Linked DNA regions of Homo sapiens: region 2 is linked to region 1. The links are chromatin contacts, found by Hi-C or POLR2A ChIA-PET in ENCODE. All regions are on one chromosome and are shown on one strand. The core of a region is the stretch at or near the end of the contact, and the rest is flanking DNA. Distances in the headings are between cores, read along the strand shown.

Region 1 (4,741 bases), core at 622-3,121:
GGACTTAGACTCAGCACACAGTTAGGACTTCATAAACATTTGCTCAATGAATAAATGATTGTAACCTAGAAGAAAACACAGCCAAGAGGGGTTAAATATTGCCCAAAGCTATAGAGTTGATAAGTTGCAAAGCTCAATTCCCCAACTCTATATCCTGTACTGTTTTACAATATCATGCTGCCATCTTGAATATAGGTTTTATACTTGACACATAGAAAGCATAACTGATGAATGACCTAGAAATAGATGAACATACGAATAGAGACCATGACAACACATTAGTATGTACATCAAGGGGTATGTTGTGTTTCTCCCCAGTTCAAATCTTTATAATAAGAGTATTCATAGTCTGGTAAATTTATCAGAAGCTTCAGCTGAGAACAGAGATCAAAACGGCCCCAAATTCTGCCATGAGAACTCTCACTGCCAGCTCTAACCAGGAAGATTGTAGGAGTATGCATGTAAGAGAAAGGACTAGACCTTCATGCAGAGCAGTGACTGAAGGATACACTAATGTCATAAGCGTATTCCTGCCATAGTTCTAATTTCAACAGCTCAGTGGTCCATGACAACAGCCAGGGCACATATCGAACACAAGGTATATGCACCTTTTAATTCATAGGGCTGAGTCGGCTGAGGACAGAGTCAGTCTAAGGGTGGGGATACTCTCACCTTACATGGCTTCATTAGGTGAGGAGGGTAGGATAGGAAAAAAATCAAGCTTGGCCACCCATACTGTGAGCTAGGATTCAGAAGAAAGCGTAGTTTGACGACAATTTCTATTACTACCAGTCCATTGCACTTGCTGCCAGCTTTACTACCCAAATATTCACCCCAAACATGTCAAGAAAATTAAAAGGAAAAAATCATACAACAAAACATCCTCCTGAACTAATTCAATTTCAATATTTATTTTGAAAATTTATTGAATTATAGTAGAGGAAGCTGGCTGAATTAAGCCAGCCAGACTGTTATTTTTCTTCCTACGAGTATGGCAATATTTATTATTTTACCTCTCTATGAGGGGTTGATTAAAACTAGAAAATGTAACATTTGCAAAGTCATAATATATTCAGAAGAAGGTGGTTCAGATAGGCAAAATAAAAATATATAGGGGCCAATCAGAATTTTCTCTTCCATAACTTAGATTTTCTTTAAAAACTACATTTGGAAATAGACATTATGATTTTTTTAAAGGGCCACCCACTCTTTTGTCTGCTCCACACTCTACCTTCACTCTAGAAGAGGTGCCATTGACTTCTACAGATATAAAATGTGTGACGTTCATTTTAAAATTACTAGTAGAGCCTGCTATTGACCATCCAATTATGCCGAGTTCCATTTATAAACATAGCTAACCACTAAGTTTATGGAGACTTTTTGTGCTGCTTTAATAGGATATTGATCGAGCACATAGTTTGAGTAGACTGCCATTGAATTGTGTAATGGCAAACAAAAGGCAAGGTCACGGCAACTGTTCATGCTAGGGCTGCAATCTATTTTTTATTATATTCTTTTTGTTTCTTCCTTTAATGCTCGAGCCCAAATGGTTTCTTTTGAAAGAAGATCTTGCTTAAGAATATAAGCTATTTTAAAAATTAATTTCCATGCAATGATCACAGCTATCGTGTTACTTAACACAGGAAAACCAACAGGCCACTAGTTTAGAAAGAAAGTTTTAAATCTATCCCACTTTAATTAAGATCTAAAGTACTGCGAATGTTTAAATGGCACCCCAAATGACTGGATGTCTGGAATTTCTTATCCTACACCCATTTCCTCATTAGTCCTTCTGTGCAAGAACATTTTGTATTTTCAAGTTTGGGCTTGTTCCTACCCAAGAGTTTCGTTTTCTTGTTGTGCCTTGTAGCCGAGTTCATTCTGTCTTAGAAGTTCCACCATGTCAGGTTAGAATATTGCCAATAGTTCTTACTAAATTACTAGCCTGAAAATCTAAGCATCTGAATATGGGTACTTGAAAACGTAACAAGGACCCAGAGACTTCAAAAAGAACTTTAGAAATGAACTGCAATTTGGATGTTAATGACAATTCCTGTGTGAAAATATAGAAAGAGCGCACATTTCTAAGGCAGAAAACAGCCACTAGGGTGCCACCTCATGCCAGGCTGAGGCATATGCCTGGTTCCATTCACTCCCACTCTCCATTGACAAACAACTCAGGAATCCTGTAGTGGACCCGGCAGCTGAGCTTTGTGGCAGAGCCAGGACAATTCAGCTGCCGGATTTTAATAGATTCTGCAGCACTGCAACAGGAACCAAAAATCAGTCCGGGTAACTGAGAGTGGTTTTCACACCCAAAGACTCTAAGGCTGGCCACAGTGTACTGAGAATCCTGGCTTTTCAAAATTCCAGGGCCATGAAGTCATCCTTAGCCACGAAGTTTACTTAACCCTTGCAGCCGGCTTGGGTGTACAAACCGCCGCTAGAAAATTAGAGCCCACCAGGCCAGAGTCACAATGGCCTGTGTGTATTTGCGGTTTTCCTCTTTCCCAGTGAAGTAGTTAGGGTTTCGAAGTCACTCCACCAACTTCAAGTAAAATAGAGTCAGCAATTTGGAAGGAAATGGGCAGAAGTAGTGGATTTTTCAGGAGAACTTTCTGGGTTCCTACCAGGAGTGATATTTGACAGCCTTAGCACTCATACTTTGAGGAAAACACTAGCGCAAAATAAACAAAAGAGTGGGTGCTGACAGAGAGAGCTATCTAAGCAGCATCACTTAGCAGCTAGTAGAGTGGGCTCTCTTTGTAGCAACTTCAAGGGAAAGAGACCAATCTAAAAATGCCTTGAGAAGGCTTTGTTTGAAAATGCAGCATCATGTAAGAGCCATTTCAACAGATGGTTCTTGTCTCTTTCCTCATAGTATTATGCTAAAACAACTTTAGTGATTCTGAACCACATTGTTAACACTTGTAAAACCCCCTTCCCCAAAGCAGAGAATACTTCTCTCTCTCTCTCTGGCACAGCATCTAGTGGTCTGTATTTTCCTCCTCCCCTGGAACAAGGCAATAAATAATTGAGCTACTTTCAGATGGTCCTACCACATGGGGGAAAAACTAGCAAGAGAACAAATATAGATTTTTATGCTACAGTATTTTCTTTGCCATGGAAGCAGAACTTTCCATTCTTGCCTTTCGTGGACTTTAGATGATAATGAAAAAAAAAATTAAAAGGTGGTAGGCAGGAGGCAAGGAGGAAAGGGGAGTTCACGGAAGATTGCAGCTTCAGTTGGCCAGCAGGAGTCCCTGATTCCAACAGGTTCATGTATCTGATCAGTATAATTCAATGGCAAGCATCCTTGTTGCCTCATCCCTCACCTCTGAATTTGTGAGGCTAAGCCAGCAGCTTTCTCCTGAGTTTCTCTGCCATTGCCACCTTGGTAGTAACGCTATTAAAAACAACACACTTAGGACATAGTTATTTCAGTGAATCCACATGAGGAAATACTGAAATAGCACCTCCCTCCTCTCTTACATTTAAAAGGAAGAAAATGAAAAACAAAAACTAACTGGAAACCTAGTGTAAGTAAATATTTGTATTAGCAAATTTAAAAATCGAATACTAAAGATCCAGAAAGGGAGAAAAATCTCAACCTAAGCCATCATTAATGATGACTGTGAAATTTTCAGCCCATGTAAGTAGTCATAATTAGGTATAATTGCAGGGGACTGGATGGGGCTGGGATAGATAACAGAAGGTTAAGAAGAAATCTGCAAAACAGTCAGAGATTGTAGGACACTGAGACCATCAAAAACATCTAAGTGAAAGGCATAACTATGGAGAGAGTAAAAAGATCAGTGGTGGGGAGTGGGAGGTAATGAATAGGTGGAGAACAGGAGATATTTAGGGCAGTAAAACTATTCCATATGATACCATAATAGTAGCTACCCATCACTATGCATTTGTCAAAACCCACAGAATGTACAAGAGTGAACCCTAAGGTAAACTGTGGACTTTAATTATTAATTATGCGTCAATACTGGCTCATGAATTTTAACAAATGTACCACACTAACAAACGATGTTAACAATAGGGGAAACTGTTTTGGAGGAGGGGTATACGGGACTTCTGTACTTTCTGTTAACCTAAAACTGTAAACCTAAAAAACTGCCCTAAAAAAGAATAAAGTCTGTTAATTAAAAACAAACTCACACCTAAAAACAAATCCAGGAAAAAAAATTAATTAAGTATCTTACTTGCTTTGGTTTACATGAAAATAGTTTTAACCTTTTTTTAATGCACAAATTAATAAGCTAAAAGTGTATCAAATCAACAAGAACTGATTATTCAATAAAAGCACAGAATCCTTGGATTCTATTTAGTTCTATAATGCAATTATAGGAGAGGTTTTGATGAAAAGGTAGGCAGTCAGCTAGCTGAGTAGAATAAAGGAAAAAGAGCAAGTTGCTTAACCTCTTGGAGCATCACAGACTCCATCTATAAAAAGGGACAGTAACACCAACCATGGGAGGATTGAATGAGATAATGCTTACAAAGTACCCAGCACAATGCCTGGTACATGGTATATGCTTGATAAATGCTAGCTACTCTAATTTTTCATATTATATGACATCACACTCCTAACAGGGCTAACATCATGTGTTTAATCACCTTTTGTGCCAGTTAGCTTATTTCTTTTTTTTTTTGAGATGGAGTCTCGCCCTTGTCACCCAGCCTGGAGTGCAATGGCATGATCTCAGCTCACTGCAACCTCCGTCTCCCG
Region 2 (4,741 bases), core at 2,242-4,741, 390 kb before region 1:
GACCTGGGTTCACAGCAACCTCTGCCTCCCGGGTTCAAGCGATTCTCCTGCCTCAGCCTCCAGAGTAGCTGGGACTACAGGCGCCCTCTCCACGCAGGGCTAATTTTTGTTTTAGTAGAGACAGAGTTTCACCACGTTAGCCAGGATGGTCTTGATCTCCTGACCTCAGGTTATCTGCCTGCCTCGGCCTCCCAAAGTGCTGGGATTACAGGCTGAGTGACCACGCCTGGCCTAAGTAAAAGTTTAAAGGTTCGTTTTCTAGGCTATACACTGCAACCTCCGCCTCCCGGGTTCAAGTGATTCTCCTACCTCAGCCTCTGGAGTAGCTGGGACTATAGGCGCGTCCCACCACGCCGGGCTAATTGTTTGTATTTTTAGCAGAGTCAGGGTTTCACCGTGTTAGCCAGGATGGTCTTGATCTCCTGACATCACGATCCGCCCACCTTGGTTTCCCAAAGTGCTGGGAATACAAGTGTGAGCCACTGCGCCCAGCCCTAGGCTATACCTTTTTAAGCAGTCATGTATCCTACAAAAATATAGCGTTTCAACTACTATTTTGGGAGAATCTTTTTTAAATGTTTCTTTTTCTTTTCTTTTTTTTGTTCAAGCCATCTGCCTTCCTTGGCCTTCCAAAGTGCTAGGATTACAGGCTTGAGCCACCACGCCAGGCACAGGAGGAATATCTTAAGCAAACCCATTGTCCTACTACAGTAGCTAGTATGTGCTTCTAATGTAACAATTATCAAACACTTATCAAATAGTATTTAACTGTTTGTATTTTCCCTTACCAAACAGGAAGTGCTTACCTGCAGGGTTTTTGTCTAAATTTTTGAGTCTAGGGTCTAGCTTCATGCTGAGTACATAGTAAATGCTCAATTAAAAACAATTTTTTTTTCCTTTTTGGAGGGAGAGGGAGGACGGAAAAAAAGGAAAGAAAGGAAAAACGAAGGAAGAAAAAAGAGAGAAGGAAGAAGTCCATTTAGAATAGGAAGTTTATAACTGAACTACTAAATTTTTCACTTAAATCATTTAAACCTGATTTAAAGCATAAATATTATGTATAAATGTCTTAAATTAAAAATAGCGGCGGGGCGCGGTGGCTCACGCCTGTATTCCAGCACTTTGGGAAGCCAAGGCGGGCGGATCACGAGGTCAGGAGTTCGAGACTAGCCTGACCAACATGGTGAAATCCTGTCTCTACTAAAAAATACAAAAATTAGCTGCGCGTGGTGGCGTGCGCCTGTAATCCCAGCTACTCAGGAGGCTGAGGCAGGAGAATTGCTTGACCCCGGGAGGCAGAGGTTGCAGTGAGCCAAGATCGTGCCACTGCACTCCAGCCTGGATGACAGAGCGAGACTCCATCTCAAAAAATAGCAGCGGGGCGTGGTGGTTCATGCCTGTAATCCCAGACCTTTGGGAGGCTCAGACGGGTGGATCACCTGAGGTCGGAAGTTGGAGACTAGCCTGATCAACATGGAGAAACCCCGTCTCTACTAAAAATACAAAATTAGCCAGGCGTGGTGACTCATGGCTGTAATTCCAGCTACTCAGGAGGCTGAGGTAGGAGAATAGCTTGAACCTGGGAAGTGGAGTTTGCAGTAAGCGAGAATCGTGCCATTGCACTCCAGCCTGGGCAACAAGAGCAAAACTCCCGTCTCAACTCCATTTCTGTCTCTAAATGAATGAATGAATAAAGCATAGTAATGCTACAAAGTTGTTTTATTATGAAAATTTTAGGGCCAGGCGCCGTGGCTCGCGCCTGTAATCCCAGCACTTTGGGAGGCAGAGGCGGGTGGATCACCTTAAGTCATGAGTTCGAGACCAGCCTGCTCAACATGGTGAAACCTCGTCTCTACTAAAAATACAAAAATTAGCTGGGCTGGTAGTGGGCGCCGTAATCCCAGCCTTTCCGGATGCTGAGACAGGAGAATAGCTTGAACCTGGGAGGCGGAGGTTGCAGTGAGCCGAGATCATGCCATTGCAGTCCAGCCTGGGCAACAACAGTGAAACTCCACCTCAAAAAAAGAAAATTTAAAAACGTAGTTTATGTTTAAATATTACTTCAAATAGTTGTATGTCTTCCAGAATATATATTCCAAAATGAGGCCAGGCACAGTGTGGCCTCACACCTGAAATCCCAGCACTTTAGGAGGCAGAGGCGGGCAGATCACTTAGGCCAGGAGTTCGAGACCAGCCTGGCCAAAATGGTGAAACCCTGTCTTTACTAAAAATACAAAAATTAGCTGAGCGTGGTGGCGCACGCGTGCAGTCCCAGCTACTCAGGAGGTTGAGGCAGGCGAATCACTTGAACCAGAAGGCAGAGGTTGCAGTGAGCTGAGATTCTGCCACTGTACTCCAGCCTGGGTGGCAGAGAGAGATTCCATCTTAAAAAAAAAAATTTACTTCTCGTAAAACATTATACCAGTGTTCTCAAAGTGGGGGTCCCTGGACTAGCAACACCCACATCCCTTGGGATCTCCTAGAAATGGAAATTATCCAGTCCCTCCCTACATCTTTTGTATCAGAAACTCTGAGTGCCGGTTCTATCATTCTGTTTTAATAACTACTACAGGTGATTCAGATGCTATTCAAAGTTTGAGAACCACCAAAGTTAGTGCTAAAGTATGGATGAAGAAGCACCACTCAAGTTCAAATTTTTATATTGTTAGACAAAAAAAAGATTAAACTTAACTTTACGAAAACATTTTTTCCTCACTGTTAAAGTTCCCCACCACAGAACTTTTAGAACATATAGAAATTTAAAAACAACAGATGGAGGAAAAAAAATCTTCAACTTTTCACTTAATCATAAACTATTTGGTTTCCTCTTGTTACAGTTTCCACCCCCCAAATTATCCCCCACCTAAATTGTCACTTTTTTTTTTTAAAAGGCGTAATGTCTCTCACAGTTTTTAAGTTCTGTTCGTGGCAGCCTTCCAAAATCCTTCTCTAAAGTTACAGGAGGACATTATGTCAATTAGTAAGAGCATAGATCTGAAATCTGGCAAACATCAATTTCATTCCGACTGAGTCACTTAGTGATTAAGGTCAGTGTGTTTCAGCGTCTTTGAGCCTTGTTCCTTATCTGTAAACCCAAAACCTATCAGGGCTAACTGCGATGATGTCAGGAAAGCATTGATTCCAACCTCTGACGCCGCTGGCACTTTCAGAGGACCGAGAAGCCTCAGCTAAGGGCGCGGGAATGAGAAGCGGGTGAAGCACCTGATTGCCTAAACCACTCGTTTCCTTCCTCCAGCACTCAAAGATTAACCTTAGCTCCTTCCAAGGGTTCGTGGGGGAAAATTCGCCTCGAGGGACTGGGTACATGCATATTTTAAAAGGGTCTCCCAATGTGATTCCACGGGCTCACGGGCAGAAGAACACGCGAAGAGACGGAACTGGCCTCTATCCTATGCGAGGTCCCTTTAAGAACCTCGCCCTGTTGCCCTTCTCCCTCCCGCTCCTGGGCGGAGGCGGAAGCGGAAGTGGCGAGAAAGTGTCGGTCTCCAAGATGGCGGCCGCCTGGCCGTCTGGTCCGTCTGCTCCGGAGGCCGTGACGGCCAGACTCGTTGGTGTCCTGTGGTTCGTCTCAGTCACTACAGGACCCTGGGGGGCTGTTGCCACCTCCGCCGGGGGCGAGGAGTCGCTTAAGTGCGAGGACCTCAAAGTGGGACAATATCCTCTGTGGAGAACACCCCCCCATGGAGGCGAGGTAGAGTTGGGGTCGCAGGTGGGTCGCTGCCGTCAGGACTGGCTAGGGCTGTACTGAGTGAAAACGATAATCTGATCTGTGGCTTCTAATGACTGAAGGATCCCTGAAGGTGAACAGAGTTGTGGAGATGGGAGGGCCAGAGGCCACCCTTTGTGATTTCCTTATGATTTTACTAGTCATTGGCGCTTCCTCTTCTGATCCACTTTTTTTTTCTTTTTTATCAGTGTGCTTACTTGTTCAGTAAAACATGTAGATCCTGAAGTATGCCAGGCCCCGTTCTAGACACTAGTAATACAAAGATGGATAGTCTCTTACCCTGGAAATGTTTGCCAACTCTTCCTAGGGGGAAGACAAGTAATAACGATCTAGCCAATGTGTTGCCCATTTATCATTAACTTTATGTATATTATGCATATTACCTCATGTCATCTTCAAACTTCATGAGATGGTAGACTGCCAGACAAATTTCTTTCTGTTTTCTTTTTTTGAGACAGGGTCTTACTCTGTCGCCCTGGCTGGAGTACAGTGGCACGATCTCAGCTCACTGCAGCCTCCGCCTCCCGGGTTCAGTCAATTCTCCTGCCTCAGCCTCCTGAGTAGCTGGGACTACAGGCATGCGCCACCACACCCGGGTAATTTTTGTATTTTTAGTAGAGACGGGGTTTACGCCATGTTGGCCAGGCTGGTCTTGAACTCCTGGTCTCAAGCGATCCGCATCCCCCTCACCATGAACCACCGCGTGGGGACTCAGTGGATAAATTTCTGTTGCACTTTGCAACCTTGGGTGACCTATTTGAACTCTGTTTTCTCATGAGTAAAAACGTGGATAATTATGGGGCAAATTTAAAGGTTTATTGTAATGTTTATGTATTATTATATTATTTGTAGAGACAGACTTCTCGTTATGTTGCCCAGGCTGTTCTTCCCAAACTCCTGGGCTCCAGTGATCCTCCTGCCTCAAGTATTACTTAGCAATACTAAAAGTATATTTGTACATATGCTTATTGACTTGGACAAACTAGCAGCCTC

The links. A loop is a pair of places that touch in the nucleus more often than their neighbours do. ChIA-PET counts read pairs that join two places held with the same protein, here RNA polymerase II (POLR2A). Pooled maps may share reads with other maps.
Region 2: a loop to region 1 is called in a pooled map, with 4 times the contacts of the local background. The contact joins the promoter of TM2D1 here to the enhancer-like site in region 1. A Hi-C loop is called at or near these places in 1 of 37 single-sample maps with no recorded cell type and 8 of 50 pooled maps. POLR2A ChIA-PET finds 5 or more read pairs at or near these places in 1 of 52 experiments (HEK293).

The regions. Positions count from the first base shown.
Region 1 is chr1:61,335,766-61,340,506 of GRCh38, reverse strand. All of the region lies in intron 4 of NFIA (nuclear factor I A), which reads right to left. Among named protein-coding and RNA genes, the nearest start is that of NFIA-AS1, 85 kb to the right of the region's middle. Within about 2 kb of position 1,871, at least 32 of the 41 ENCODE cell types and tissues checked have a DNase peak (open chromatin) inside an H3K27ac peak, as active enhancers do.
Region 2 is chr1:61,723,891-61,728,631 of GRCh38, reverse strand. TM2D1 (TM2 domain containing 1) reads left to right here and starts at 3,491. Exons shown (of 7, transcript NM_032027.3): 1 at 3,491-3,675. The coding sequence starts at 3,512. RefSeq lists enhancers at 2,816-3,501, 3,150-3,809, 2,846-4,045, 3,502-4,189.